Linked DNA regions of Mus musculus: regions 2, 3, 4, 5 and 6 are each linked to region 1. A link is a loop called in an ENCODE intact Hi-C map of the cell type or tissue named here. Cell type or tissue: left cerebral cortex. All regions are shown on one strand. Region 1 holds the start of B9d1 (B9 protein domain 1). Region 2 overlaps Slc5a10 (solute carrier family 5 (sodium/glucose cotransporter), member 10). Region 3 holds the start of n-TWcca5 (a tRNA gene). Region 4 has its middle 22 kb from the start of Tnfrsf13b. Region 5 holds the start of Usp22 (ubiquitin specific peptidase 22). Region 6 has its middle 8.5 kb from the start of n-TWcca5.

What was found. A loop is a pair of places that touch in the nucleus more often than their neighbours do. Peaks named below come from ENCODE experiments on the same cell type or tissue, not always from the same donor. Only the 100,000 strongest peaks of a DNase experiment are listed, where the experiment ranks them.
Region 2: a loop joins it to region 1, with 7 times the contacts of the local background. A loop is called at or near these places in 19 of 42 quality-filtered maps.
Region 3: it touches region 1 in a loop (6-fold over the local background); 35 of 42 quality-filtered maps call a loop at or near these places.
Region 4: a loop joins it to region 1, with 3 times the contacts of the local background. A loop is called at or near these places in 5 of 42 quality-filtered maps.
Region 5: it touches region 1 in a loop (2.7-fold over the local background); 6 of 42 quality-filtered maps call a loop at or near these places.
Region 6: it touches region 1 in a loop (8-fold over the local background); 35 of 42 quality-filtered maps call a loop at or near these places.

The regions. Positions count from the first base shown.
Region 1 is chr11:61,502,205-61,507,204 of GRCm38, forward strand. B9d1 (B9 protein domain 1) reads left to right here and starts at 2,940. Exons shown (of 7, transcript NM_013717.3): 1 at 2,940-3,067; 2 at 4,140-4,208. The coding sequence starts at 3,005. It overlaps B9d1os (a long non-coding RNA gene), which reads right to left and starts at 2,882. Exons shown (of 1, transcript XR_141098.4): 1 at 2,181-2,882. In left cerebral cortex, CTCF peaks have their summits at 927 and 2,680; DNase peaks (open chromatin) are centred at 2,144, 2,837 and 3,667; H3K4me3 peaks cover 1,867 bases; H3K27ac peaks cover 1,799 bases.
Region 2 is chr11:61,712,164-61,717,163 of GRCm38, forward strand. It overlaps Slc5a10 (solute carrier family 5 (sodium/glucose cotransporter), member 10), which reads right to left. Exons shown (of 15, transcript NM_001382268.1): 2 at 4,082-4,153; 3 at 3,515-3,619; 4 at 3,101-3,160; 5 at 2,873-2,977. Among named protein-coding and RNA genes, the nearest start is that of Slc5a10, 5.3 kb to the right of the region's middle. In left cerebral cortex, a CTCF peak has its summit at 2,653 (motif pointing left); DNase peaks (open chromatin) are centred at 2,642 and 2,910.
Region 3 is chr11:61,407,547-61,412,546 of GRCm38, forward strand. It overlaps n-TWcca5 (a tRNA gene), which reads right to left and starts at 441; the gene lies at 370-441. In left cerebral cortex, CTCF peaks have their summits at 191, 1,753 (motif pointing left) and 2,807 (motif pointing left); DNase peaks (open chromatin) are centred at 450, 749, 1,215 and 2,792; H3K4me3 peaks cover 1,898 bases; H3K27ac peaks cover 1,633 bases.
Region 4 is chr11:61,101,860-61,106,859 of GRCm38, forward strand. No RefSeq gene overlaps it. Among named protein-coding and RNA genes, the nearest start is that of Tnfrsf13b, 22 kb to the right of the region's middle. In left cerebral cortex, a CTCF peak has its summit at 2,635 (motif pointing right); a DNase peak (open chromatin) is centred at 2,635.
Region 5 is chr11:61,172,440-61,177,439 of GRCm38, forward strand. It overlaps Usp22 (ubiquitin specific peptidase 22), which reads right to left and starts at 2,620. Exons shown (of 13, transcript NM_001004143.4): 1 at 2,276-2,620. The coding sequence starts at 2,446. In left cerebral cortex, CTCF peaks have their summits at 1,942 and 3,121; DNase peaks (open chromatin) are centred at 1,272, 1,906 and 2,817; H3K4me3 peaks cover 2,688 bases; H3K27ac peaks cover 1,837 bases.
Region 6 is chr11:61,413,968-61,418,967 of GRCm38, forward strand. It overlaps the pseudogene Gm12271. Among named protein-coding and RNA genes, the nearest start is that of n-TWcca5, 8.5 kb to the left of the region's middle. In left cerebral cortex, CTCF peaks have their summits at 788, 2,752 (motif pointing right) and 4,085 (motif pointing right); DNase peaks (open chromatin) are centred at 2,721 and 4,098.

The sequences.
Region 1 (5,000 bases):
ACCTGCTCTCCACAACTCCATTAGGCCTTCAAATCTAACACCACTTGGGTGACTCTTACACTACCAAGTTCAGGTGCTAACATAACATGAGGTACAACCCGGGCCACCTCTGGAACAGCTTGTGTGCTGACTCAGGAAACACTTCCCAGGAGATTCCACCTCAGTGACGCTGGTCTCTTCTTAGTCACGGCTAATTTATCTCCAGCTGAGCAGCATCCATTGTCCCAGCCAAGCAAAGGTTTCACTTCAGCGTGTCTGGTCTCTTGTCAATCACAGCCGATTCTTCAGCCCAGCTGACCAGACACCACAGATTCTGCACACAGAAGGCCCAGTGGAGTCTTTGCTTCCCTCTGGAACGTCACAAGCCAGGCCTCCATCATCTGAACTGCTCTCAACGTTCTTATCTTCCTACAGACCAGCTCACTGAGCTCTCAACGCTCAATGGCTCTTCAAACCCAAAGCTCCAAAGTCTCTCCACAGTCCTCCCGAAAACAACATGGTCAGGTCTGTCAGCCATGCCCCACTCTCCTGGTACCAACTTGTCTTAGTTACTATTGCTGTGATGAAACACAATGACCAAAGCAAGTTGAGAAAGAAAGATTTATTCAGCTTACACTCCCATCATGGTTCATCAACAAAGGAAGTCAGGATAGGATCTCTAACAGGGCCGGACATAGAGGCAGGAACTGATGAAGAGGCCATGGGGTGAAGGGATCTGCTGCTTTTTACTGAAGTTAGAATCATCAGCCTTGGAATGGACTCAGCTCACAGTGGGCTGGGCCCTCCCACATCAATCAGTAATTAGGAAAATGCCCCACAGGCTCACCTACAGCCCAATCTTAAGGAGGCATTTTCTTTTTTCTTTTTTTTTTTTAAACAATATCAGCCAGATATTGGTGGTGCACACACACTTTTATTTATTTATTTATTTATTTATTACATGTAAGTACACTGTAGCTGTCTTCAGACACACCAGAAGAGGGCATCAGATCTCATTATGGGTGGTTGTGAGCCACCATGTGGTTGCTGGGATTTGAACTTCAGACCTTCGGAAGAGCAGTCAGGTGCTCTTACCCACTGAGCCATCTCACCAGCCCCCAGGAGGCATTTTCTTAACTGAGACTCCTGTCTCTCTGATGACCCTAGCTTTTGTCAAATTGACATAAAACTCACCAGAACATCTACCAGGGTCCTCGAGCACTCTACAGCTGCTGGGTGAGAGCCTGGGGATGCTTTTCATTATCTTACCTCTGCAGTGATAAGGAGAATGAAACATTTTATAAAATGAGGGTTCCTTGATGAAGACTTATGGCTTCACTCATATGCCCAAACCAGGAGCATACGGTATCTCCTGCTATGGATGCCTTTAGTAACTAGATGGGAACATTCTCCTACAGGACAGAAAAGGCCTGAGAGAGTACAGGTACCAGTGACTGAAATCATCCCCAGGTTTGTTTTCTCATAGAACTCAGGATCACCAGCCTAGGGTAGCACCATCCACAGTGGGCCTGGCCCTTCTCCACCAATCACTAATTAAGAAAATGTTCAACAGGCTTACAAGCCCAATCACATGGAGGCTTTCTCAATCTTGGTTCCCTCCTCTCAGATAACTATGGCTTGTGCCAAATTGACAAAAAAACTAGCCAGCACAGACCTCTTCCTAAATGTCTCATCCTGTTGGTTTAGGACAGAAAAGCCTTATCTAATGAGTAATTTGGGGATTGAGAAGGCTTCCTTTCAGTAGCCTGTATCTTTCCAACGCTTTCAGTAAAGAACAGCAAGTGGCAGCCACCGGCTAGGAGAGAGGGGCCTAGAGCCTCTGCTTGTATGACTCTTGGCTCTAAGCTAAAAGAATTTCTTACATGCTTGCACCTCGGCCCACCTAGAACGCTGTGACCACATGCCTTTCCTCTTCCCCATAGGTGGCTTTGGGAATCCCGCCAACTGACTTCCAAGCTAACAGTTAGCGTGACCTGGTGTCATTACTGCAGGCTGAGCTCCCTAAAGTATACACATCTGCATCCGTTTGTTTCCAGGCTCCCTCATCATTAATGTGCTCTTTGATGTTTCCTTATAAGCTCTGAAAGTGAAGTCTGATTCTGCAGCTAAATTCCTGTAACGAATATGGCTAAATTACCTTCCAGGTCTGGATTTCAGTCACGCCCTCCAGAAAACTGAGATGTGTTCAATTTTATTTATTAAAGAAGTAGTTCCCAAATATTTTGCACTGGCCGGGCAATGAGGACCAGGCATTCAATGCCCCTAGAGTCGAGCTGGGGATCTAAAGGCAAGAAGCTCGCATTAAGCCACCTTGAATTGGACAGTGATAGAGTAAGTGCAGTTGAATCCAAGCACTAACAATGGTGTCTACCGAAAAGGATGCTGGTGGCTTGGGACCAAGCTCTGACATCCCTGAGCTACCAGTGATTTTCCAAAATTGGGTGACTGGTTCCGTGGGCTCCAGCTTCTCATGCAGGACGCGGGACTTGGACAAATGGAGTCTCCGGGTTTCGATGACAAGAGCCTCATAGGGCTGAAGGGCGCATTCTTCACCTGAGACAATGTGCTGGGTGATGCCCGCTGGACCACTCCCGCGCACCAAGCCTTCCAACGATGGCGTCTTTGCCGTCGCTGTGTGTGGCAACAGCGACACCACCTGGAGAGAGGTAACTCTAGCACGTGACTTTCCGCGGGCCTGAGTGCCGGTGCTGCTTCTTCTCAACATCCAGCTTTGCAGCCTGCGAGCTTCAAGCATGGCCAGACGAGTGAAGTCACACAGTGCGGGTCCGTGGACCCGCCCCTGGGGGTTAGGTTCCGCGCGACAGACACGGAGGACAGTGCCCAAAGCCATAAAGACTACTGCGCCTGCGCACTCTTACCTTTGAGCGAACTCGTCACCGCTTGAGAAATTTGTCCTAGACGACTTACCGTCTGTTTCCAAGACAACCGAGAGCCTCCTGGCAACAGCGCGCGGCCTGCGCCGGTCTCCCGGCCCATCAGTGCAATGGCTGCAGCAAGTCCCAGCGTCTTCCTGCTCATGATCACCGGGCAGGTAGAGAGCGCACAGGTAAGCAGTCGTGGACTCCGCCCGGGGACGGCCTGTTTCTCTCCCCGGGCTCTTCGCTCAGCTCCTAGAAAGCCAAGATGCTCTGAGCATCTCAAATAAATGGAAAGGAGAAGCAGCATTTGAGAACCTTGGCTCCAGGTAGATGAACCGGACAAGCTTGAGTGAAAACAGACCTCGAGGCGTTCAGCTGGTACCACTTGGATCCTGTTTACTTGGTTGAGTGGTGGCCTAGGACTAATGGGACTGAAGACTCAGCTGATCCATTTAACAGCTGGGAACTTACCGGAAGGCAGTGGCCAAGGTGGGATTTGACCCGGTCCGTCTAAGAGACAGAACTTTGCTACATTATTCTTCTGGGCTGCTTGTTGAAAATGCCCATTATTCCTACATATTCTGAGGTTTGGCTGACATGCTTTAGGTTCTGCCAAGTCTGAAGCTCAGTAGGTGTTCCTGCCTTCCCATTCATTGGTACTGCGTCCTCCCTGTTTTCCTCTATCCGATTAGAGGATGTCTGGGCTGCTTACTCTGGACACCTTCCTTGGCGTCTGCCCTGGGCCTTCCTTTCTCCGGGACCCTCAGTTTTAGCCATGTTCTTTGGCCCTGTAGCTTCTGGGTTTCACGTGAGCATCATTTCTGTAGAGCTAATTTGTGCCCAGCACTGGAGATGCGCTGAGGCATGAAACCTGTTCCTTCTTCAGTCTAACAGGGTTATCAGATAGACATTAGGTACCCACATGCAGAAATGCAGAGAAGTGAAGGGAGCCAAGCAATGATCCTTAAGCCAGCTAGAGACTGAAGGGGAACTCTGAAAGATGGGCAAGGGGCCTACCACATGTGGACTGAGAAAGACAAGACAGAAAGTAGACCCTGAGCAAAATAACCTACGGGTATTGGCAGTCTGGGACTAAGCCTGACTTCCTGATTTCCATTCCCTGCCCGCCCTGAAACCCATGTCCACCTCCTCAGTCCCAGATGCCTCGTGTTCCTAATTCCTGTCCACTGCATCTGCCTAGCTAATGTGTGGGCCCAGTTTGCCCTTTCTAGACAGAATCCTGTATACTTTTTCTCTCAGTTTCCAGAGTATGATGACCTCTACTGCAAGTACTGCTTTGTGTATGGCCAGGACTGGGCCCCAACAGCGGTAAGTTGGACTCATGGGCCTCCTCTGGTTAGAGCTTTGGTGATTCCTGAATCATACCCTTCTATTCGAGACCAAGAGGTAGACACTAAGGTCAGAGATGACCTAAACATTGCATTTGTTTTTGGGGGAAAGCTAGTTTATAGAATACAGTCACTACTGGGTTCGCTGGTGTACCCCTGGAGTCTGTTAGTGGCAGCTGAGAGGGACAAGTAGCAGCCTAACCAGGCAGGCTCTGGAGAACCACCTGCCAGTGGCTTTGGACAGCATCAGCCAATACCCCCACCTGAAAACAAAACATGGCCCCTTCTCAGGCAGCAGAAAACAACCAGGAGCCAGGACAAAATGAAGGATCTCTTCTTAAGGTTTTAAGGAGTCTTTTTACCACAGGAAGCGGCTGCAGTGCAGACCACTATGATACTATACAATAGTTTAAAAAGTGGAAGCCAAACAGGATAGCATATGCCTGTAATCCAGCACAGAAGGCTGAGGCAGGAGCATCTCTAGGAATTCAAGGTCAAGCTGGGCTACATATATAATACCAAACAAATGGAAAAAATAAAATTAAAGCCCGACTTCTTTGAGCCCAAGTTTCTTCATTTGTATCACGGACATGTTAATATTTTTTGGTTTTTCTAATGCTTTCAATATATATTAGAGATTAATTCCATTTTAAATTATGTGTGTGTATATATCTGTGTATGGGTATGAATGCAAGTGGCTATTGAGGCCACAGGTCAGATCCCCTAGAGCTGTAATTATAGGATGTTGTAAGCTGCCTTTGGGGCTGGAGAA
Region 2 (5,000 bases), 210 kb after region 1:
TCTATTGCTCCCTCTATGCTTGCTTCCTCACTGGGATCCTGTCTGTGTGCAGGGTCTGTCTGGAAAGTGCATTCAGGGCTGGCCTGGTCACCCACACCCAAGCACATGGTAGGCACACGGCAAGTGGCATGTTTCCCTAGATTAGAGAATGGAGATGAAGCCTGTAGGCCATCCCATCCCATCCCATCCCATCCCATCCCATCCCATCCCATCCCATCCCACCCCATCCCATGGCACTACTGGCTGTGGTTGGCAGGACTGAGTCAGGACAGAGGCTGTGGTACTCAGTGCTGAAGTAATTTACTCTCTAGACCTCCACAGGGGAAAACAAAGGAGGGCTTGAAGGTGGGAGCCCATGCCTGGCTGTTATCTCCTTCCATCTTAAGGGCAGGATAGGTGCACAGTAGCACTGGGAATATAAACAGAGAGAATATAAATAGGATGGGCAGACAGTGTATCCTTTCTGCTTGACTTATTGAGATAGGGTCTTAGTCTGTAACCCAGGCTGGCCTTGAACTCATAGCAATCCTCCTGCCTCAGTCTCTCAGATGCTGGGATTGTAGAGATGAGTCACTAAACTCACCTATGACTTTCTAAGCCAACTTTCATAGTCCCAGGAAATGTCAATGGAAAGAAGGAAGAGGGAGAGAAAGTAAGGGGGTAAATAAGTAAGTAAGACCTGTGGAGAAAGGGGCAGCAGGAGAGATTTGAGAATCCAGAGAGGCGGAGGTAGAGCATGCATCCCCAGAGAAGAGCGACTGAAGGAGCCAAATGCAGAGTCCTGAGATGCTGGTGTTTATGGAAGTGCATGGAGGCCAAGTTGGCTGATGTGCAGTGTGCAACTCTAGGGGAGAGGGAGAGATGAGGCCAGTGAGGTAGCAGGAGCAGTGTGATGGATCACCTTGTGGGCTGCAGCTCGCCTATACTAAGGGGCAGGTAGTGTCATGCCTCACTTCCCTACTTTCCAGAGGTTAAATGACTGGCCCAGAGCCCCACGGTGATGGAGCCGCATTCAGACTCTTGGCTTTGAGCTGGGACTGTGATTTTCCACACCTGCCGTGTAAATCTGCATGCTGGTGCTCCAGTTTGAATAACAGCAGCAGGAGGGCCCTGTGACCTCTGCCTGGACAGGCTGTACAGACAGGCAGGGCGTTCCTGGGCTCTGTGTCTGGGCCTAGTGTGGCCCACGCACTTCAAATAGCTCCACTCCGAAGCCAAGACCCAGGGCGGGCCCAGCCTCTCCCAAACCAAGCGCAGCAATTAGTGTGCCTCCTCCCGCTTCCCCTCAGTCTCAGCAGGCAGCCGCCTGGTGCTGAGGCAGGACCTTGACTGACTGCTCCCCATTTACAGCTGCTAACTCGGAGTCACCCATAAGGCAGAGTCTGAAGCCACATCCTGGTTATTGTGGTTCTGACAGAGATCTTAGCTGACCTTGGCCTGGCCACCATAACCTTGGTGAAGGACTCAGCAGTTGGCAGATGAGCTGCCTCAAGGCCCCTCCTATGCACTGAGCGTCCCTCTGCCCTCTGAAGTCCTGCCCAGTGGCCCACTTGAAGCCTCCCAGTGTAAGGTCGTAGATGGGAAAGGAACCACCCACTCGGCCCATGTCCTTGTTCCTTCATCCCCAGCTCAGCTGAGAGATTCTGCAAAGTTGGCCCTGGCTACCCCCAGCTGATAACCCGACAGTTCTGGGGCTCTCTGACCTCTCATAGCCTAAGGCTGCAGTCTCCTGTCCCACCACTGCCCTGCAGAGCAGTTTCTCTGTCCCAGAGGCAGATGTGGCTGATTTTGTGAATGGCAGAACATGTTTACAAGTGTGCCCCAGTCCCCACCACTTCTTGTGGCTGACCTCAGAGATTACCGTCCTGAAAATGTCCTTAGCAATGGTCCCCAGACACCTCTTATGAGGCCCACTCTCTCTCCTTGGCACTCCCCTGACCATCACATCCTTTTCTCTACTGAAGCCCAGTCCCATCTCTTCCTCATTCAAGACCTGGCTCGCCTGTGTTGTGTATCCATCCACCTCCCACTGGAGAATGGGTCCTAGACAGGCCAGAAGCAGGCGTTTTCCACTCTGCCTGGCTTCCGGGAGGTAGGATTGGTGGGAAGGGGGTGTGGGTAAAAGGATGAACAGGAGAGGGACAGTCAACTCAAGTCCAGGCCCCTCCAGACTAGAGAGGAATCCCTACAGAAGGGAAACTATCATGCTCTCTGGGAACATCTAGGAAAGGCTGTGGTATGCTGTTGCTGATGCTGTAGGAAACAGGCAGCGTCCACCTCCCCAGGTCCTGACCTCCACAGGAAGCAGAGGACCAGGCTGGGCAGCCTCCCTCAGTGTGTGTCTGACTCAGGCTCCAGCTCCTCTCAGGAGCCTGCTGCTGATGGAGGTTAGGCATCCCCTACTGGGCCTGCTACAACTATGGGGCCTCCCCCAAAGCCCACTGACCTTCCCCCACAGCCCCAGGTTCCCTATCTGTAAAACCAGGTGCTTGGACCAGACAGGCCCTGAGCTCCTACTTTAAGATTGGAAGTGAGCTTCCTGCTTCTGACACTTCAGGGTCAGGTCCTAAGAGAAAGCTGTAGGCAGGTAGAAGGCCCAGTTAGACTTAGAGCGCAGGACTGGCAGGCATCATGAGGCCTTTGGCTCCCTCTAGTGGTAAGATGTGGCTCACTTTGAATAGCTCAGATCTCCTCCCCCTACCTTCCCTGCATCAGCATCAGGAGATTCTGCCCAGGTTACTATCTCTCCCTGGTTTCTCTAGCTGGTGCACTCACAAGTTGCCAGATGAGCTAGTCTCTAAGGCCCCTCCCATGCTGTGCTCCCGCAGCTCCCGACAGTTTCCACGCAGGCGCAGGCTGGGGGGCAACTCACCGATATCTTGGTGAAGACAGACAGCATCAGGGACAGGACAGATAAGTACGTGCGGATGCGCTGGCCACCAAAGCGCTTCTGAATGTATTCAGGCAAGGTGACGATCTGGGGAGGCAAAAGAGAAGAGGAACAAGGTGAGTATCGGGAGGGCCAGCCCCATCCAGAGGTCCTGTCCCTCCGGACTTGGTGAGGGTCAAGCCTCTGCCATGGCCCCAGGAAGAGACTCACCTCTGAAGATATGTAGATGGGTACAAACACCCATGCCAGAGCCAAAAGCACATATGTGGCCTGTGAGGACAGAGGCATGGGAGGGTTGTGGGCTCAGCACTCAATAGCCCTGCCCTGGCACACAGCCAGATGTGGCAGAGAGGAGTAGTGCTGAGGCTACCCCCCCCCCACACACACACGCCCCTCCTGCTTTGCTGTGAGAAGCTAGGAGCTTCTTACGGATGTCTCTGGACTGCCGGGCTGCCCAGCCTTCTGTATCTACAGACCAGCTGTCTGTGGCATACTGCGTGCCACAGTCTGGCAGGCCCTGACTGATACACACTGCTGGGAGCCCCCTCATCCAGGGACCAGTGAGTGTGGCTTCACCCTCTACCTCAGCCCTCCCACGGGCTGTGCCCATTCTCCAAGGCTCACATTCCACTCAAAGCCAGCCACAGCCAGGCCTCCGGCAGCACCCGAGCCGGCCAATCCTACGAAGAGGCCAGAGCCCTCGCTGCTTGCAAAGAGTGAGGCTCCGATCTGCAGGGGGGAAGAAAAAGTGATCACTGTGAGCCCATTACATCAGCTCCACCTAGACCAGAAACACCTCCTCCAACCTGGCAGGTCTAAAAGGAGAACATACCCTGTTCACATATAAGGATCCCAGGCTCAGGTGTACAAGTTGGGGTACCCATAGGTAAGCCACAAGGCCAAAATAAAAACCAAAAACGCACAAACAAACAAAAAACAAACAAACAAAAAACCCCAGAGTTTTTCAGACTCCAAAGCCCTTTACAGAACTTATAGCAGTTTGTCCCTACACAGGCAACTTGGGGGTCTCTTCCAGCCCAGGCTTATCCCATTGGGCTGGTGGTATTAGACAGGGACCTTGATTGAAGCACATAAAGAGACCTTGGGGGGACATAAAGAGTCCTCAGGGATACAGATCCTGATGAAGTCAGCCTGTGGACAAAGGAGAGGCTAGAAGGTGGGTGAACTCACCGGCCACCAAGCCATGTCCCGGCCCGCCAGGAAGTAGCCGCTCACTGTGTTCTTGTTGGCTCGACAAGCCGACTGCAGAAAAAGAAAAAGGCAGGAAGTGCATTGAATGGAAGATGCTTCTGCCTCTGGCAAATGCCTGACAGTCCCTGTGTACTCTGAGCATTGCAATGCATGTGACCCGCAAAGAGAAAACATGAACACACACACACACACACACACACACACACACACACACACACACACAGAGAGAGAGAGAGAGAGAGAGAATATTCACAAATAGCATTTTCCAAAATAGCCCAAAGTAGTAACAACTCAAAGTCCAGCAACTGATGAAGAAACAAAACAGGCATATCCACACAATGGAATATTATTCAGCCAGGAAAATATACAGTTAACCTGCCTCCAGTTTATTTCCTGTTTCAGAGTTGGGCTGTATTGCTTTCCTAAGGCAGAATTCCTATTGGTCAAGCAAGAGGGGTTGGTTTTACAGATGGCTAAAAACAAAAACAAACAACAACAACAACAACAACAGCAACAAAAAAGGCAACAAAACCTCTAAGTTGTCAACTCCAGGGTGACTGTCCTTTCAAGGCAGGGCAGGAGCAGGAACCTTGGGATCCTTTACGTTTTTGGTGCAAGGGACAAAGCAGGGGAAACTGTATCTACCATTCAGATGGAAACTGGCCTATTTCACAGGCAGCAGAGCCTCTTCCTTCTGATACTTTGGAGCGTCATGGAAGAAGCTGTTTTCACACTGGGGAAGTGGAACGTCAGTGTGACTGTCTCCACTTTGCTTTTTAGAATTGCTATTGTTATTTTATGTGTGTAGGTGTTTTTTGCCTGTATGTGTGTCTTGCACCATGTTCCTGTCTGGGGCCATCAGAACCCAGAAGATGGTGTCAGGTCCTCTGGAACTGGA
Region 3 (5,000 bases), 95 kb before region 1:
AGCTGAGAAAAGTAAGTTCAAGGCAAACAAGGAGAGATCTATATTAAAGCACAAAGCTCTGTGTTGATTGCTCACACAAGCCCGGGTAACTGGAGGGAACATGGGTGGAATCCGAGGGTCGAACCAGGGCGTTAGAGGCTGAGTCAGCGCACCTTCCCCTTGATTCTGCTAGCACCTCCTGTAGGTCATCACAAGTCATCGCTTTCTCGAGCGAGCATTCGGGTATTCGTAGTCTCAAGAAAGGGAAAAAAGAGGGCTGTCTTATATGGCGTGAGAAAGGCGATTTGATCCGATACTGATCTCATTTCTTCTTTATGACTTGGTACTTACTCTATTCTGTCGTGGTTGACGGTGAAAAAAAACCTAACTTGACCCCGACGTGACTTGAACACGCAACCTTCTGATCTGGAGTCAGACGCGCTACCATTGCGCCACGAGGTCACAGCAAGCTTGCGACTCTGTGTCGCTAAAGGCCTCGCTTCACCGGCTCGCTCCTGGGCTCTGAGGTTCGGAACAGAGCGCTGTCGCTCGTCTGAGCAGAAGAGGAGTTCGGAATGCCGCAGCTCCGACAGGAACGGCGTCCGGGAGGATGCCAAGCTGACATTCGGCGACAGACATTTGGCTCTTCCTCCTCCGTCTCTCGCGGTGACCCTCGGAGCACACAGTGCTGGGTGAACACTCACGGGAGAGGGGACGCCGGAGGGGAACTGAGGGATGCTTGTGAACCGGGAGCTTCCCGGGGACCGTGGGACCGGGGACCCAATTGACAGCCATGCACGGCTGCGGGCCCCGCCCTGTAAGATGGCGGCCGCCTCCACGGAGGGCCTGGAGCGGTCAGGCAGGAGTGAGGGGGATCAGGCAGGACGGTTAGCGAGGACGGGGACAGACCGGGCGGGCACCAGGACCAGGGCGGCTGGTCTGGGATGACGGAGACCGACCGACCGGGGGAGCACCGGGACCAGGGCAGCGGGTCCGGGATGACGGAGACCGACCGACCGGGGGAGCACCGGGACCAGGGCAGCGGGTCCGGGATGACGGAGACCGACCGACCGGGGGAGCACCGGGACCAGGGCGGCGGGTCCGGGATGACCAGGACCCGGCAGGCACTCAGGCGCCAGCTCTGGTTCCCAGTCCGCTAGGAAGAAATGCGGGGACTCGAGAGAGCGACGCCCAAGCGAACGGCTAGATAAACAAGAAAAAGCCCGGCAGCTTTACTAACTACATAAGTAAACATTTCTTAGAGGAAAGAACAATATGTGGGAAATATTGCTATTATCTCCCGGCGCTGTTCCTTCGTCCGGATTGTGGCCCGTACGTATACCAGTGCACAGATCACACACAGAAAGCATCCTAAATGAAGGGCAAATGCCTAAACAGCGTTAACAATTGTACTTTTTAAATGCGCATGTGCATATGTGCTAACGCACATGGTTTTGGATGTTTTGAAAGTCCTGATAAATACATACTCATAAACTGAGATGCTCTTACCATCTTAAAATCTACTAAAATGATATCTTTGGATCTACTAAATGTTTCATAAAACCTTAAAATGTTGTTTACATAAAACATTCTCTGGGGGCATACGGTTTTAAAACGTGATCAAACTACGAAATTTAACATTAGATACAGATACATAGATTTTTTAGTAATGATTTCCTTCCTAAGCAAATTGTTAATATTCTGGACAATACTAACAATGACTTTGGGTGGCTCACAGTCATCTGTAACTCCAGTTCTAGGAAATCTGATGCCCTCTTCTGGCCTCTGTGGGTTGCTATGGGATTTCTTTTTCAGGACTTAATAAATAAATAATAATAAATTATTATTATTATTATATGCATTAGGCCTTTTACACAATCTTTCCTGACTTTTACAAACCAGATACAGCTGCATGATGGTATTAGCACTTGAGCTTCCTTCCTTTGGCCACACCTCTCTATTACTAAATTTAAATTTATAAATTTATATTAAAGTCAAAAGTAGTGTCACTTCTTTTTTTTTTTTTTAGGATTTATTGGATTCTCAGAATCAAACTTTTTTCTTTTCTCTCTCTCTTTCTCTCTTCCTCTTTCTTTCTTTCTTTCTTTCTTTCTTTCTTTCTTTCTTTCTTTCTTTCTTTCTTTCTTTCTTCCTTTCAGCAGGTTCTACATAGCCTTGGCTATCCTGGAACTCACTATACAGACCAGGCTGGCTTCAAACTCATAGCAATCCACCTGCCTCTGCCTCCTGAGTGCAGAGATTGAAGATGTGAGCCACCATGTCTGGCTAACTTTAATTTTAGAAGCTGTACCATAGCATGTCGTCCAAGAGACAGCAAGAAAAGAAATAAGAATCAGGGTCTCTGGGGTGGAGAGAGGTGTCCCTTTCATCCACTCTGTCAGTCTTCAAAGAGACCAATCAGGTTAGACTGTCTGTCCTTCCTGTCTCTCTAACCCACACATCCTCAGGCAAGCCTCAGTGTAGACACAGAGATCACACGCAGACACTGGCTTTAGTCCCCAGCTCCTCTGCCCTCACTCCTTCACTGGCTGGAGTTTAAAACAATTGCCAACCTTGTCACTCTCCTAGTAACAGCCCGACCATGAGCATCTCTGAAGTTATTTCTTTTACCTTAGTGAAAAGGGGGTTTCTTGCCTAAGACACTTGAAAAAATTCATAGTAAACAACCAAGAAAACCTGGGGCCAGTGCTAAGAGCAGGTGCTGCTCTTCCAGAGAACCTGGATTCAGTTCCCAACACCTGCCTTAAAGTGGCCAGCATGGTCCTGAAATTCCAGTTCCAGGGGATCTGTCGCCCTCTTCTGGTGTACTTGGGTACTGCATGCACCTGGTCCAAATACAAAGACTCAAGATGTGTCCCTCCTGTCCCTGTCCCTGTCCCCTTGCACTCCTCTCTCTCCCTCCATATCTCTCTCTCTCTCTCTCTCTCTCTCTCTGTCTCTCTCTCTCTCTCTCATAAGTAAATATATTTTTACAACACCTCAAAAATTCATGTACTAGATTCAGAAAAGAGGCTCACTTATATGAATGAATGGATTTTTTGTTATGTTTTCATTTTTGTTTTTTGTTTTACATTTCCATTCAGGTTAAAAGTGCAGTGAGAAAGGCTGCTTTCTTTGTTTCTAATGCTCAAGGCAATAATTTCTTTCCTAGAAAACTATCGCCATGCACTTGGAATGGGATTGTCTACACTAAATGAATAAGGAGAAACGGAGAACAGCTAGGGAGGATACAATGCACCAGAAGTAAACATATATGTTGGCAGAAAAGTGGGGAGACGGGAGGGAGCACTGTGAGCCTGCAGGTGACAGCACTCACAGAGATGGTGAGCCAGGAGCTGCACCTGAGTTCTTGTCACCCTCTTGTGTGCATGGGAAGGGATAGAGATGAGAGCAAGCCATGAATGAAGATGGCGTGGGGAAATCTGTGGGAGTGGTACTCTGGGGACCCAGCAGCCCTGGGTCCTCGAGGAACCCAAGTGAAGTAGAATCCAATGGAGAGAGGCAGATGAACAGCCCGGATCAGGCTGACAGATGTTTTAGATGTTTCTGTCCCAGTTTTTATTTTTTCCCTCTAGAGAATGTGTACTAATGAAGCAGTAAGAGGGCTGAAGATCTCTGGCTCTGTGAGTTAGGACCAGGGTTCAATTTCCCACACCCCACATGGCAGCTCACAACTGGCTGTAACTCCAGTTCTGAGGCATTAACTTCCTCCTCTTGCCTCTGCAAGCACCAGGCACACACATCCTGACCCACTAAGCAACACCCGGTCTCCCCGCTAACTGCACTCTGGACTTTTCCAGCAGCAGCTCCTGGGCTTTTGAGTGTTTCGGAGGACCGATGCGTGTGGAGCCGCACGGGTGGAGAAGCAGACAGCTGTGAGGCACACCTGGCCAGATGTGCGCCAGCTGGCGGGAGTGGGCATGGCTTAGCTGCTCCTCCATGCGATGACTGCTTGGATGTTGAGTAGTAGATTGACAGCTGGAGCCTGTGCACTTGTACCCACAGCAAGCTCTCCCCTGGAGGAAGATGTGAGGAGCACACCTAGGACGGCCTCAGCATCTACTGTGTGGTCCATTTTCAGGTTTTTCCCCTCTGTGTTTTTTGTTTTGTTTTGTTTTGTTTGCTTGTTTGCCCATCCCACTGGTCCTTGGGAAGTGGCAACCTCAACCGTGAGTTAATGCCAGGGTTTACACATGCTAGGCAAGCTCTCTCCCAACCGAGCCTTATCCGCCACCCATAACAAGAGGAAAATCAAACAGCACAAACTAATCGTTCTGTCTTTCCTCTCAGTCCTCCCTGCTTTGCAAGATCCTGTGGTCTGGGCTTCTGTTTTTCTGATGATGTTGGTCCGTGTAGCCCCGTGTAGATCTAAGTAAGTGGCTTTGGAAGGTTCATATCTCTTTTAGGACCATGTGTTGCAATCCCTAATCTGTGGCAGTACTGAGAAATGACGTAATCTTTAGGCCATGGGACCTAGCAGAAGGAAGTTAGATCATTGGCACCTGCCTATGAAAGGTGTGCCCTTCCCCCAGCCTTGAGTTGGCCTAACAAGTCTCCAAGGCTGGAGCCTTTCTGTCTTCCCGCCTGAGCCTTGAGGAGCTGGCCGCCCACTGAGCTTACTTTGCAGCTCAATCCGGCTGAAGCAAGCAACAGAACCCAGCCAAAACAAGGGGATGTGTCCTTGGGTTTTCCTATATATATTCAGAGCTGAATATTAAAATTTGAACCTTGATCAGAGAACTATGCCTCGGCTGTTATTTCTCTCGTCCGCACATCCTAATTCCATCCTCAGCTCTTATTCCAGGTATACCCAGTTCTCCGTAGTCGCCGGACAGATACAGAAAGAGACATTAAAGCCCTGGCCACTGTCTGTCCCTTTGTTTCCTTGTCACCAGGAGGTGAACAGGTGGAACATCATGTCCCCACCATGATGTGCCCAGAGCAACAGGGCCAATTGATGACAACCGAAACCATGAGCCCAAAGAAACCTCCCCTCCTTT
Region 4 (5,000 bases), 400 kb before region 1:
GGTTGATAAACCACATCTTCTGGGAGTAGCACTGTCTGCCTCAAAGGGTAATTCCCGTCAAAGTTTTTCAAAGTTATATTTTGAAATGAGCTTGCTAACCAGAGGGTTTTTATAAGACATTTTTCATACATCCTTAGTTTTGGGTAACCCACGGTCATGGCTTCAGCTGTCAATCAGATACAAAGAGACACCTGGGAAGTAGGAACCTCAACTGAGAAACTTACTAGACTACACTGGCCTATGGCAATATCTGAGAGGCATTTTTTTTAATTGCTAATTGACTAGGAAGGCCCAGCACTCTGTGGGTGGTGCCATACTTGGGCAGGTGGGCCTGGGCTGTGTAAAAAAGGCAGAGGAATGTGAGCCTGGAAATAAGCCAGTGAGCAGCATTCCCCACTGGCTTCTGTTTTAAGCTCCTGCCTTGAAACTTTTCTTTATACTGTACTGTAACCTGTTAGCCAAATAAATCCTCTCCTCTCCTCTCCTCTCCTCTCCTCTTTCTTTCCCTTCTTCCTGTTCTTTTTCCTCCTCCCCTTCCTCTTCCTCCCCCCACCCCCATCTCTCTCTCAGACAGTGTCTCACTGTGTACTTCTGGTTAAACTGGAACTTACTAAGTAATCCAGGCTGGGTTTGAACTCTCAGAGATCCACCTGCCTCTGCTCTGCCCCTGTTCCTGCCCCTGCCCCTGCCCCTGCCCCTGCCCCTGCCTCTGCCTCTTGCGTCTGACTCAATGCTGCAACAGGAGCCTTCTGCACATGTTTATTGGGAGAGCTTGATTGCAGAGGCGTGTCTTACACCCGGATTGGTTATGCATTCTACCTTATTTGCATGTTCCTCATCTGATTGGTTATTCTCTCTCGGTACCTCACAGAACCTCATTAACATACCTCATTTGCATGTCTCACATCTGATTGGTTATTCTCTCAGTACCTCACAGAACCTCATTATCATGCCCGGGCCAGGCAGTATCTTGGCAAAAAACTTTACTGCATATGTACACATTGGTTGTTTGCCCAAACTTATGCGTGGTGGCCAGCAGTAGCCAGCGTCACTCTGCAACGGCACATGTGGCTTCCCACACCTGCCACTGCCCCTGCCCCTGCCCCTGCCCCGCCTCTGCTTCCCAAGGGCTGAGCTTAAAGTTGAATACAAGGACCTCCGTGCCCTATTTTAGTTACTTTCCTGTTGCTGTGATAAAACACTGCATCCAAAGCAACTTTTCAAAGGATTAATGTGGGCCCACACTTCTGGAGGGATAAGCGTCTGTCCATCCCCATCACTGTGTGGAGGCATGTCAGCAGGCAGACACAGTGGCTGGAACAGCAAGCTGTGACCTCACAGCTTGACACAAAGCAGAGAGCAACTAGCAAAGTACAGCTCCAGTGGCGTATGTCCCCCAAGAGGCCACATTTCCTAACGGTGTCACCAACTACAAAGGAAATATTCAAATGCAAAAGCCTGTGTAGGGGGGAACATTCTCCTACCCTCCACCCCCCCCAAAACAATGGTAACTCAATCGCTGTGCAGCAACTAAAATCCTAGTCTGTAAGCCTTATTAAATCTAAATCCTCCTGTGGCGAATCCTGACGGATCGACCATTGAAACCGGGAGACACTAGTAATTACATCTGTCCTCGCGCTATTCCCATCCAAAAAGCTGTGGGGAGCATTCTTACTCAAACCATCACATTCCATTCTTTGGCTCTCATGGGGTCATGAACATATTGTAATACAAAATTTATTTATCTAAACTTTACAGTCTTTCACAGTCTTAACACTGTTTAAAAGTCCAAAGCTTATTCTGAGATGCCAGGCAGTCTCTAAATTATTTGTAACCCTCTGCAAAATCAGAAAGCAAATTACATACTTCCAACTTAGAATGCCATTCTAAGAGGGAGAAATGGGGCCACAGTGAGGGAATACTGGACTAGAGCAAGACCAGATGCCAGCAGGGCAAACACCAAATCCTATGGCCCCACACTCAGTGTAGAAGGGCTTAGACGGCTCTCTCCACCCAACTGTACTGTCTAGAACATACTTCTACTTCGTATATGCAGTTTTTCTTAGCAGCCTTCAGCTTTGGCACCTCCAACATCTTGGGGCCTCCAGTGCAATCCAGGCTTCACATTCACAGCGGGGAGTAGCCGGAGTTTCAGCATAAGGACTTGGGCATGGTCTGGCAGACTTTGTTCAAGGTCTATTCTAACAATGAGGTGTTGAGCCAAAAGTTGGCCTTCCCACAGGAACAAGAGAAGGACATTTTCTCCCTTCTGGGAACCCATTTTGCTGACTGGAAATTTGCTCCAGGGTAGTTTCGAGCACACATGGCTGACATGCCCTGGGTCACAATGGCAGCAAAGCCCTTCTACCGGGGGCTGGGTTTGTTTCCTCTAATCATGTCTAACCTTTGACATTACAAGAAATTGCTATCTACAGTGTTCACACGTGAGAACATGCAGTTGTGCCACGATATCCCCCTTTCAAAACTACCCAAACAAACAAAAAGCCAATCTCATAATCTTGCGAGAAACTTTGGGATTTCGTACTGGGCCACGTTCCTCGTTTTCCTTCACTGCGTGCAGACAGCTTCCGTGGAACTCTCTTCTACATCGGGACTGAACCAGAGTGCCACTAGGTGGCGCTAGAGGATTGCCTGGGCCAGTCAGGGACTGGTCGGTTGTTAATACCAGTGTGCCGACCTACAATCCTTGCTTCGGTTTTTCAGCTTTTTTCCAACTGGACACTTTTGTCTCTCATTTTCTGAAGACCATGAAGAGTTTGTGCAGTAAAGTTGGCAAGGGATTCTGGAGACTTCGGTCTAGTCTCAAAGCTTTTGCTTAGTGTCAGTGCCAGGAAGGGCAGTCTGTAATACAGTCAAAATGGCTTGGCCTTCCCGACGCCCAGGGTCTCCTTTGGATACTTGCTCAGGCTTTTAGCTATCCAAGAAGGCAGGGTTCTCAGAGACTCCGTGTTATCGCCCATCACCAGTCATAGTTAGTGGATTTGTCTGCAGCCTTCTTTCGTTCCCTTGAACGGTCTTGATGGAACCTCACCTCATTGTCTCCTGCTATGATCATACAGGCTCTGTATTAGCATCCCAATGGAGCCCGGCCTGGCGGCTAACTTATGAATATTAACTTTATCAGCCCAGCTGTGTGCTAAAGACCAGATTGAGACCTGTCACGTGTGCAGCAGGCAGTTAGGATTATATATCTACTTTTCCATGTTAGGTCAAAAGCCTCAACGGGTCCTTAATGAAGGTGGTGGAAAATACTGAATAAACAACCCTCCTCTGGGTTGTACTTGAGACAGGTCAGACATGGGAAAGGGACATGCATTTGGTGGTGCCACCCATTAGCCACCCATGGAGGCAAAGGGTGTTCTCTGCGGGAGAGGGCATAGTCATTATTCCAGGTTCCCTATGTGAAGTTCCTGAGTGAGTATGTGGGGATAATGCAGCTCCGAGAGAGAACCCTGCATGTAGAGAGCAGTAAGGGGCTGGGGCAGGAGAAGCCAAGAGGGAGGCGAGAGCAGAGCTACCTGGAGGCAGAGAAGCCAGTGTTTGAGTAAAGGCTGGGTGCACAGAAAGGAAAGGTCACCAAGGGTGTCATATGAGCCGCATATGGTGTCCAATCACAGTGGAAAGCTGGGGGGGGGGGGGTAGGAGGAGCCATGAAGTATATAGACTACGAAGGCAACCCAGAGTCCTTCCTAAGTTACCCACATAAAGGTTTAATTACAGGATGATCACAGCTCAATGTGTCTGAGGTTGCCAGAATTCTTGATCTATTAGGAAGTAAAACAAAATGGTCGCTCTGTGTGTGTGTGTGTGTGTGTGCACGCGCTTTGTAAGTCTAGGGATCAAATTTAGACCAGTTTTTGAGATTATGTGCCAGGACCAGTCATAGAGGTCAGAATTCCATCATTTAGGTGCTTCTGAAAGCAGGTGACCTCGCTGATTGACAGGGCCAGTCAGTAAGTCTCACCATACTGACACAACTGAGGTGTGCTCTAAGCTGAGCATCCCTTTCCCCTTTGTGTTAGACAGGCCAGATTGAAATCATGTGCAAGTCTACACATGGAGACCGTGGGAGTCAGGAAGGCCAGGTTACCCTGACCATTCATTGTTTTACTGCACAGCCAAAATCTTTGTCAGCTGGGGTAGACTTAAACTTAAAGGAGAAACTTCTCAAACCCAAACTAGCTAGGAATCACTCAGTCATTAAATACAGCTAGGTGCATGCGCCAATCTGACCTGCTCCAGGGTGGCAGCCAATACTGGGACCAGCAAGGTGGTTGAGAGCGAAGACAGAAGACATCCTTACAACATGCATGGATCCAACCTGAACAAGGCACTACTGTCAGTCATATCCCATGTGGGGGTGCTCCTAGGATGGTGAGGTGACTCCTGTGGACCTATGGCCGTTCTCCTCCTCTGAATCTGCCACAGACTAGCCTCAGCCAGTGTCTTTCAGTTGCAAATGAGCCTTCAGTAAGGCCTCCAGCAAGGCACACCTTAGCTCATAGGTTTTGGTCTCACTGGAGCACAACCCTAACATGAAGCCTTCATGCCCATGGCTGGATCAACAACCAATCTCCAGGATAAAGAGGCCAAGGGAGTCAAGGAGAGAGTTCTCTATGGGGCATCAAGGTGTGGCAGGAGCAATGGGGTGAGTAAAGGCTTGAGAGTAGAAGTATTTTCCAGACCAGAATACATATATATTGAAAAGATTCATTAAAAATTAATGCAAGGGAAGACAGAGATATAGGGGACATTTTCTTGCTTTTGGTTGGTTGGTTGGTTTTTCTGAGACAAGGTTTCTCCATGTAGTCTTGGCTGTCCTGGAACTCATAGACCAGGCTGGACTCAAACTCACAGAGATCCACCTCTCTCTGCCTCCCAAGTGCTGGGATTAAAGGCTTATGCTGCTACTTCCAGACTTGGGGATAAATTCTTAGAGAATCCCTCCTTAAAAGGGACTGGGAATAAATTTATACAGT
Region 5 (5,000 bases), 330 kb before region 1:
TTTATTACATTATCACTGTACCTTGTTCAACTCACCTCCAATACTACCCTCTCCTTCCCCTCCCTCTCCCCAGATGTCCCCCTTTCTGCATCGCTGTGCTTGTTTAGAGACCTCTGGGTCTATACCTCAGAGTGTGGTGGCTCAGTGACCAGGTCTTTGAGAACTCTCCACTGGTTCACAGAAGGCTGCAGCAGTCTGCATCCCCACTGCAATTGTGCATAAGGCTTCTCCATGCATTTGCTCTCCTTTCTCTTCAGGGTACCTAGTTTGCCTGGGGTAAGATGGAATTTCAGCACAGTTTTAACCAGCCTTGCTCTGGTGGTTGAAGAGGAATACCTTTCCAGATATTTACTGGTCATTTGTATTCTTTGTTTTTTTCTTTTTCTTCTTCTTCTTCTTTCACCACCATGCAAGGCCAAACTTTTTTTTTCTTTTTTTTTTATGACTCACTGACTTGTAAAATGAAAACATTCTAAGTCGGAGAGAACTTCAGGAGTGAAGTTCTGTTCACAACCTTAAGTTTGGGCACCTTCAGAGCATAGCTATCTGCCTTCATTTCCTAATTTAGTCCACCAAAACAACACAATTTCTGAGTGTTGTCCTGGTGTCCCAACTCTTGGCTGTGAAGATCACTTAACAAAGAACTTGTAGCACGGTGGAGATTTAAACATTGAGCTGAGCAGCCCTAATTAAAAAGGAAACTTTTCATTTCCTTGTGTAGTGCTATACAAAACTAAGAGTCTGGGGAGATGAAGAAAGCAAAACAAGGAAAGAGAAAGGGGAAGATTCCTCCATTTAATCCCAATGTAAAAATGACTTTATAGCACATCTCAATCCAAGAAGCAACAGAATGGATCAGTGACCGTTTACTGCTGTGATCCTAGTTCTCACGAGGCTGAGACAGGAAGACTGGGTGGTTAAGTCTGGACCACAGAGAAAGGCTCCTGTCTCAAAATACAAAGTAAGACAACTCTAGTAATTTTTTTATCATATGCTTCTATTACCAAAACTCTTGCTCCAATCCTAAAAGACTCTTACAGAACATAAGCCTTTAACGCCCTCAAAGACTTATATTATGGCCACGATTGATTTAAAAAGGGGGAATTTAGGCCGGGGTGGGAGTGGGGGGGGGTGTGGTTTGCATTCACCTTTAATCCCATCGTTCTGGAAGCAGAGGCCTGTGGATCTGTGTGAGTTAGAGGCCAGCTATCTACAAATCGAGTTTAAGAACTGCCAAAGGCAGCCGGGCGTGGTGGCGCACGCCTTTAATCCCAGCACTCGGGAGGCAGAGGTAGGCGGATTTCTGAGTTCGAAGCCAGCCAGGGCTACACAGAGAAACCCTGTCTCGAAAAACCAAAAAGAAAAGAAAAAAGAAAAAAGAAAAGAACGCCAAGGGCTATAGAGAGAAGTCCTGCCTCGAGAAACTAAAGAGGGAGAGTTTGATGCTTAACATGAAACACCCAGCAGATTTGTCAGTTCTCCCGTTATAAAATGCTACTCAAGATAGAAACAATCAAAATTTTCTATTCCACTTTTCACCTTCAAAATCAAATTGTAATTATGAAGTTTTTTTTAAATTAGAAAATAATGTTTTCCCATCTCCAAATCACTAATAAAATCATCATAGTTGCTGAGATTTACAGGACCCAAAACAACAAAATAGCCACTCTCGAAGGCTGCGGTTGTCAATCACCTCCTACGTCCTAAAAATCTCGCTTCTCAACTCGAGTGCGCGGAGGCCCTGCCAGCCTCAGGTGTCCGCGAAGGGTCTCAGCCCCGGGAACGAGCTGTTATCCACGGAACTACCCTGCAGACCCCAGGCCCCCACCACTACCTTTACAGACAAATACTCCTCAATGGAATGTCCAGACAGATCTTCCTCCTCCTACTCAGATACCCCTCCCCCTCCCATCGTGGGTTCCACCGCCACACTCCCAACAGCGTCCACTAGGTGGTCCCTGGACCCCTCCCAGCACCGTGATGCTTCCTCTAGCCCCCTCCCTGCACCACGACGCTTCCTCTAGCCCCCTCCCCACGTTGCGAGGTTCTCCTTAGTCCCCCTTCCTGCACCGGGATGCTTCCTCTAGCCCCTTCCCTGCACCGCGAGGCTTCGCCTTGCCCATTCCTCGGCCCCACCCCCTCACGGCAAGGCTTCCCCTCACGCCCTCCCCGCAAGGCCAGGCTCCCTCCCCACGACTACCAGGCTTCCCCTCTCCCTCTCCCACCTACACTCCCCGCTTCCCAGCCCGCAGAGCGGCGCAAGCCTTGGGCTCACCTTGCGCTTGCGAGCCTCGGCAGTTCCGCTCCACACGAAGCACTGGTAGATGGCCCGCAGGTTTTGCTTCCAGTTGTCCACCTTGAAGCTGCCCAGGTGCGAGCAGCCAGGCGGCGGTACCGCCAGCTCAGCGTCCATGGCCTCGACCTCAGGCTCCGGCCTGGCCACCATGGCGGGCAAGGCCCGGGCGCGCGGGGCAGGCGGCGACGGGGGCGAGGACGACGCCAGGGCGGCGAGAACAAAGCTGGGGGACAAAGACCGCGTTGAGAACTCAGGCAGGCTACAGCAGCACCCACCGCACGCGCAGCACCCTCTGACTTCGAGGAGGGCGGGGCGAGGCTGGGCGGGACAGGGCGGAGCTGTCCGCGGGAAAGGATAACGTCACCCAGGCCGGCGGCCTTAGTGCGCAGGCTCCGCTGCTCTAGACCCCGCCTATCAGCCCTCCTCTCGCCCGCTGGCTCCAGAGAAAAGCCGAAGGCCTCGGGTTGGGTCAACAGGGTCCCGCCCTCGCGTCACACCATTGGTGGTTTGCCGGTCTAAGACACGGTCTGCGCCTATTATAGGCTTTCGAACCGCCTCCGGAGACGCCAGCGATTTGACGTTTCGAGTCTCTCCTTGGAAGGCGGGGCGTGCTGAGGATTGGGTAAAACTGAGTGTCAGTCAGGCCACTGAACCGGTTTGCACCGGCCTGAGCTCTGCCGCAAAGAGGCGGGGCGACGGAGGGGTGGGGCAGGGTAGGGCCTGCGTCTGCGAGTTCTCTGAAAGGAGGGTTTCTAGGTTCTGTTTGTTGGTCCTTGGAGTTCCTAGTGTGGGCGTTTCTGCAGAGACTGCCATCTTGGCGACTGTGTTGGGTACCGCAATGCCACAGCTGGAGATTGGGCGTGGCAAGAATACAGATCTTCCCTTCCCTAGGATATTATTCAGCGTTATCCTATTGAACTAGAATGCCAACTGGTATACGAATTTTTTTAGTGGCTACATTTTGTACAATATTTTGCACCAAGAAAGATAAAATTAATTTTAACAAGCAGTCAAATAAAGACAGAATATCAAGTCAAATTTTTACATTGGCTTTGAAATATCGTGTTATACAGGTTTGGTATAGCAATTCAATTTGTACTAGCCACATTACACTCTATTATTAAGTAGGAACAGTATAGAGCTATGATGCATTTAGCTCTCCTATCTGAGGGTTACACAGATGTGCAGCAAACCAACTCAGAAGAGAAAATATTGATCTTCTGCCCTACAAATTGTATATACCGAGTAAATAGACACCTCTCTCCTGTTATACCTTAAACAGGATAACAGCTAGGTGTCAAACTCAGGCAGACAGGTACCCATGATGTGGAGCAGTGAAATAATTCTCCAAGACAGAAAAGGCAGAAGAAGTAGAGAGTTCATCGGTGTACTGCAGTAACAGCAGCTAGCAGACAAGACAGCCGAGAAAAATTGCCGACAGGCATTTTGATGTCATGGTTCCGAGGAGCAATTGCAGTTGTGGCTTGTCCAATGAGTACCAGCTTGGTCTTAGAGCAGTGATGGTCGTATTCAGGCTTAGATATGGCTTAGCATGCTATCTTAGTTGGCATTTGAGTATCACCCAGAGAGGAGTTACAGCATAGAGAAGGGGGTGGGTGGGGGTTGGTGTGTCTGTGTATATGAATATTTTGGGAGCTACTCAGGTTGAGGCAGGAGGATCATTTGAGCCCGGAGTTTGTGGTCAGCCAGAGCAAATAGTGAGACTCATAGTAAAAAGAGGAAGGGGTGGGGTGGGGAAGCTGGTAAGATGCATACAGACCATATAGGTTAGAGGCAAATATTACATCATTTTATAGTTAGGACTTGAGCATGAGGGTTTTGGCTTACTAAAGGACTTCTGTGTGTGAATGAGTCACTCAGGGCATATTGTGAGGGAACATACTCACTCACACACACACACAAAACCTTTCAAGTACAGTCATTGTCTTGGGAAGCCCTTGGCTTACATGTGATGCTGTTCAGGTATTCTTATCCCACTGCTGGCTATTTTACTGCAATCCAACACAGGTGGGACAAAACAAAACAGCAACTGCTGCCAAGACTTCCATGATCCGGAAGTTGTGGAGTTTAATGGACGGAAAACTAGAACAAAGACTCCGTGTTGAGCAGTGCATGCCTTTGATCCTAGAACTCAGGAGACAGAGGCAGGTGGACCTCTGAGTTGAGGCCAGCCTTGGTCTACAGAGCAAGTTCTAGGAGAGTGAGAGCTACATAGAGAAACCCTGTCTGGTGGGATGAGGGGGACCTGGGTCTAGGACAAATTAGCAGACATCCAGAGCCCCTTCCTAAAGTGCTTTCCACCACACCCCAAATCTCATACTCCCTCACCTGCCAGGCTTCACCAGAAACTCCCTGTACAGTGAAAGTGTTCCATTGTCACCCTGTTGACAATGGCAGTCACTTTCCCACCCCACCCCCACTACCTGATTCACTTGAAAGAATGTATCACTATATCTGTCAGGGGACAGTTACTTGTTTAGTTTACCTTTTTTTGTTTGTTAGGTATGTGTGTGTGTGTGTGTGTTTGGGGGTGGGTACAGCTTAGACAGGGTCTCATCTTGCCCAGATTGACCTCAAACTCACTCTGTAGCTAAGGATGACCCAACTTCTGTATCCACCTGCTGAGTGCTGAGATTATAGGTACACATAACTATGCCCAGTGTGTGAGGGCCTAGGGACCAAA
Region 6 (5,000 bases), 88 kb before region 1:
CCCCCCATTTGGGGAAGCAGCAGGCTAGCCTAACTCAGCATGTAGCTGAGGTTAACCTTGAACTCCATATCCTCCTCCTTCAACTTCCCTAATGCTGGAAATCCAGGCTTGCACCGTTGTGGACCAGGCTCGATCTTTATGCAGTGTTGGGAATGGCACTCAGAGGTGCTGGCATGCCAGGCCCGACTCATGAATTTTTATGGAGTTCCTTGGTTTGGTTTGGTTTAGTTTGGTTTTTTGAGACAGGGTTTCTCTGTGTAGCCCTGGTTGTCCTGGTTGTTCTACAGACCAGACTGGCCTTGAACTCTGAAATCCATAGTGCTGAACCCACTATGATCTTGCTAAATGAACATAGTATCCAACTTCCCTCTAAATTCGCATCTCTGTACCCACAGGGCAGCTCTCAGACCTCATCAGAGAAACTCTTGTAGTGGATGGCAGTTAACGCAAAAAACTCACAGAGAATAAGAGTCTGAGGAGTGCTCAGCCACAAATGGATCATCTGAATCACACTCCCTCCGAGACTCAGGGACCACCATGGGAGAGGAGGCAGATACAAAGAGCCAGAGCGTGGGGAGGACCAGAAGGAAATGGTGTCGTCTGGGCATGACAGAACCGCAGCACCCATGAGCCTAGCAGCTGTGGTTGCACAAGATCAAGCCAGGCTGCATCCTAGCATGGAGAGAGATGTCTCATGAGCCTCACCTTTAGCTCAGGTGCTGTTGGTAGCTGGTGGTTTCTGGGGGAAAGAAAGTCAGTTTCTTTAAGGATGCAGTTCCTGGTCAGCCATTGGATGGCGCCACACAAAAGCATAAGGGGTAGGCACAAATGGGACTCTATGAATTATGTTTTTAAAAAACAAGAGAGAGTAGAAAGTTGAGATGGGTGGGCTTGTTATGAAAGGAGTTAGGAGGAGTGGGGTGGTAAATACAAACCAAATTTACTGATTCAGGAGCCCAGGTATAGCAGACACTGAGACATCAGTGACTGAGGGACAGAAAGGATAGACGCTCCCTTGCCACTGTCACTAACTGGGCAGAGACGGTGACCTTCGGGTTGACAATCCCCAGAACTTCAGAGAGTGTTAGCCCCTTTGAGTACATACATATGGGAGCTTAAAACGTGGGGAGGGATGTGAAATGGAAACTTCTGGTTTCTTTGGAAAGTCAGGTATGTCAAATGATGTTTTGCTGGGACAAACACAGGTGAAGGGATGTTTTCCTAAAGCAGATATATAAAAGAATATTTCACTGAAGCAGACACAGGTAAAAGGATGTTGTTATAGCAAACATGTGGAAGGACCTACGTTGTTCAGAAAGAATATAAATATGACCCACAGACAATGAAAGCTTGAGCATTGGTTTGCTTTGTTCCGTCTCGCAAGATCTCGCTGACAACACGTGTGTATTGGTTCACCTTACATTGCATTGTTGAGCTTTGCTTGTGGTGACTTCACAGAGAGAAACTGGTCAAAGAACTTCTTGTGAGGTTCCTGTGGCTTCTTGCCACTTCAGTGGAGTCAGCCAGTTGGAGAGCCTTGCAGTTTCTTCTGGATTGAGTTGCCCTTGCTGGTTCCTGTGTGGTATCTGCCCAGTGGCCTGAACTGCAGCTGCTGGTTCCTGTGTGATGTCTGCCCAGTGGCCTGAACTGCAGCTGTTGGTTCCTGTGTGGTGTCTGCCCAGTGGCCTGAACTGCAGCTGGTGGTTCCTGTGTGGTATTTGCCTGGTGGCCTGAACTTCAGCTGTTGGTTCCTGTGTGGTGTCTGCCCAGTGGCCTGAACTGCAGCTGCTGGCTTATATTTGGTGTTTACTAGTAGACTGCACTGAGAACAACTAAGGTTGGAATCGCCTCAGAGAACTATTTCTAAACAGGTCCACTTCCCCATATCCTAATAGCCTTTCTGTTTGTTTGTTTGTTTGTTTGTTTGTTTAATGTATTTTAATAGCAAACTTAAGGAACAGCACAGAAGACAGACAACATTAAAAACATGTACTTGTATGTAGGGCAACTAAGTTAGAAAAGTATAGTGAATGGATGGAATCTACTGTGTGATAAAAATGCTACAAACACCATTTAGTTGCCATCAATAAGAAATTTACTTATTTTTTTAAAAATCCAAATGCTGGCATTGTCCAGAAAATTTTAACAGGTTTATTTATAATTGCTACAAAGTTGAACTGTTGAAATGTGTTCACTGAAACATTTTGCTTGCATTAATGCTTTACATCTTGCACTTATATTAAAAATTCACACACAAATGAACATGAAGAAACTGCCAATACCTGATTCTGTCCCCTATGTTTCCACTCGCAATCATATACTTAGGTACCTTTGACCCCATGGAAAAAATATCTAACATTCAGAACTACTGATAACAGGAAGAAGAGGGAAAAAAATTTTTTAAGAATGAAATATTTCCCCTCATAGTGGACTCTTAAGCACATTCTCCACGTATGCTAGCTAGCTGGATATCTTTTGGCATAATTGTTACACGTTTGGCATGGATAGCACACAGATTGGTATCTTCAAAAAGGCCAACCAGATAGGTCTCACTTGCCTCCTGCAAAGCACCAATAGCTGAACTCTGAAAGCGCAGATCTGTTTTGAAGTCCTGAGCAATTTCTCGCACCAGACACTGAAAGGGGAGCTTGCGGATCAGAAGTTCAAGGGACTTCTGATAGCATCTGATTTCAGGGTGTGCCACAGAACCAGGCCTGTAACGATGAGGTTTCTTCACCCCTCCAGTAGAGGGCGCACTCTTGCAAGCAGCTTTTGTAGCCAGTTGTTTCCTGGGTGCTTTACAGTTGTTTCCGGTGGATTTGTGGGCAGTCTGCTTTGTACGAGCCATGGTATGGACACCTCCTTACTTACCCCCTCCTTCTCCTTCGGCTGGAGCTCGGCAAGAGAGAGGCGGCGCTGGCGTTGAAGAGCGGCGGCTGCGGGACGAAGGCTGCGAACACCCTAATAACCTTTCTTTTCCACTACCTCTGGTGGGTGGTGGGCCAGAGGAGAGGTTGAACTCTTATTAAAGTAGGTTAAGAAAAATATATGCCTACAGGGGTGTGTTGCTTGCACAGTCTGAAATTTGAGCTTGTTGCCTCTCCCTTCTGCTCATAGACTGAGCTGGTCTGAAGGCTAAGACTGAAGTGTAACAATGTCAGGTTCAAAGAATATTCCAGCTCCCCTAATTCCAAAAGGCAGTCCAAATATCCACAATGAGCTCAACCTGGGCTATAGGAGGATATCTAGAGGCTAGATAGAAGCCAGCATTCCTCAGGAACTTGGGGAACACCTTCCCTCCACCAAAAGCAATCAGTTCCCTTTGCTCTGGAAGAAGGGACATCAATGGCACCTATCAGCTCATCAAAGCCCATGCTGGCCTCCAGACTCCCTCGGTGTCACAAGTACCCGGGACACATTCCAGAGTCCATGCTAGCATCCTAGCCCTTCTCATTTCTTGGGCTATATAAGCAACCTCATCCAGTGAGTTGCTGGGAGACACCCAGCTTCCCTAAAGAGCCAGCAAAGGCTTCTCTCCAATGGTCTTCACTTGTCTTCTGTTGTGAAAGTTGAGATTGTAACACAAAGAGGCAAAAAAAAAAAAAAATGACAGCAGAGAGCAACGGAAACAGTCGAGGTGGGTGCCGGCAACTGAGCGGTCATCAAGCCAAGCTGGAAGAGAAGTTTCGGAACCAGGAAGAAGCCAGGGCAAGAGAAAGGAGAGGCTAGAGAGGGTGGATCCAGACAGAGGCGGATAAAGGAGCCTAGTGTGGTAGCTAAGTCTGTAATCCTGGAAATTGGGAGGTGGGGATAGAAAGCTCAGGAGTTCCAGGTCAACCTCAGCTATATAGCAAGTTCAAGGCCAACCTGGGTTATGTAAGTCCCAACCACACAGATAAAATAAAATAAAATGAAAACAATAAACGGGTTTAAAGACCCAGAAAACAGAAACTGCAGGCCCTACTTAGCAGAAGTGTTCCAAAGAACAAAGGAGCAAGGGTCTCAGACCTCAGGATGAGAACTGTTAATTCTGGCTACTGTCAAGGGGGATCTTTTCAGGTACCCGAGGCCCTAACCAGACTGTAACACTAGAGGGCGCCATGCTCTTCTGCTTCACATGCACACTGCCAGCTGTTTGGACATCCTGAGGACAGACTGGTTAGCACTTGAGGACTTTGTCCTCACCGCCTGGGCTTTATATGGTGGGTCGAGCAAAAGAGCCCTCAGCCAGCTGAGTGAGGACAGCAGAAGCAACAGATGTCTTTCCTAACTGCCTCCCCTGGTCATGTGACCCTGCACAGGCTCTGCTTCTGGCCTTCGAGAACTAGAGGGACAATGGCAAGTTCTGGGTCTCCACACGCTGCACTGATGTTTTACCTCCATTAATGACATATACAAAGGTGTTCACAGCCACTTTCTGGTGAGCACCCAAAAGGGAACTGCCTCTTGTGCTGGTTAGGTTCCTACTGTTTGCTTGTTTTTGTTTATTTGTTGGTTTGCTTGTTGTGTGTTCAACTTGACACAAACCTAGTTGTATCTGGGAAGAGAGAATCTCAACTAAGGAACTGCCTCCATCAGACTGGCTTCTAGACAAGTCTTTAGGACATTTTCTTGGTTGATGATTGATGTAAGAGCATCCAGCCCACTGTGGCAGGCGCCATGCCTGGGCAGTTAAACCTGGTCTGTATTAAGTCAGCTGACTGTGAGCCTGAAAACAAGCCAGTGATCATGGTCCGTCCATGGTCTCTGCTTTGGTTCCCACCTCCAGGTTGCTGCCCTGCTTGAGTTCCTGCCCTGGCTTCCCTCAGTGATCAGGATGAGTGAGCCAGATATAAATGCTTTTCCCCACTCCTTTGCGTTTGGTCCTGGTCTTTATCACAGCAAGAGAAAGCAAACTAGGACACCCCAGGCTTGTACCAACTGGAGCAGGGACTGCATATGATCTGTCTGTTCTAAATGATAGAAGACAACTGGGCAAGGGAAACTTGCACTCATGAGGG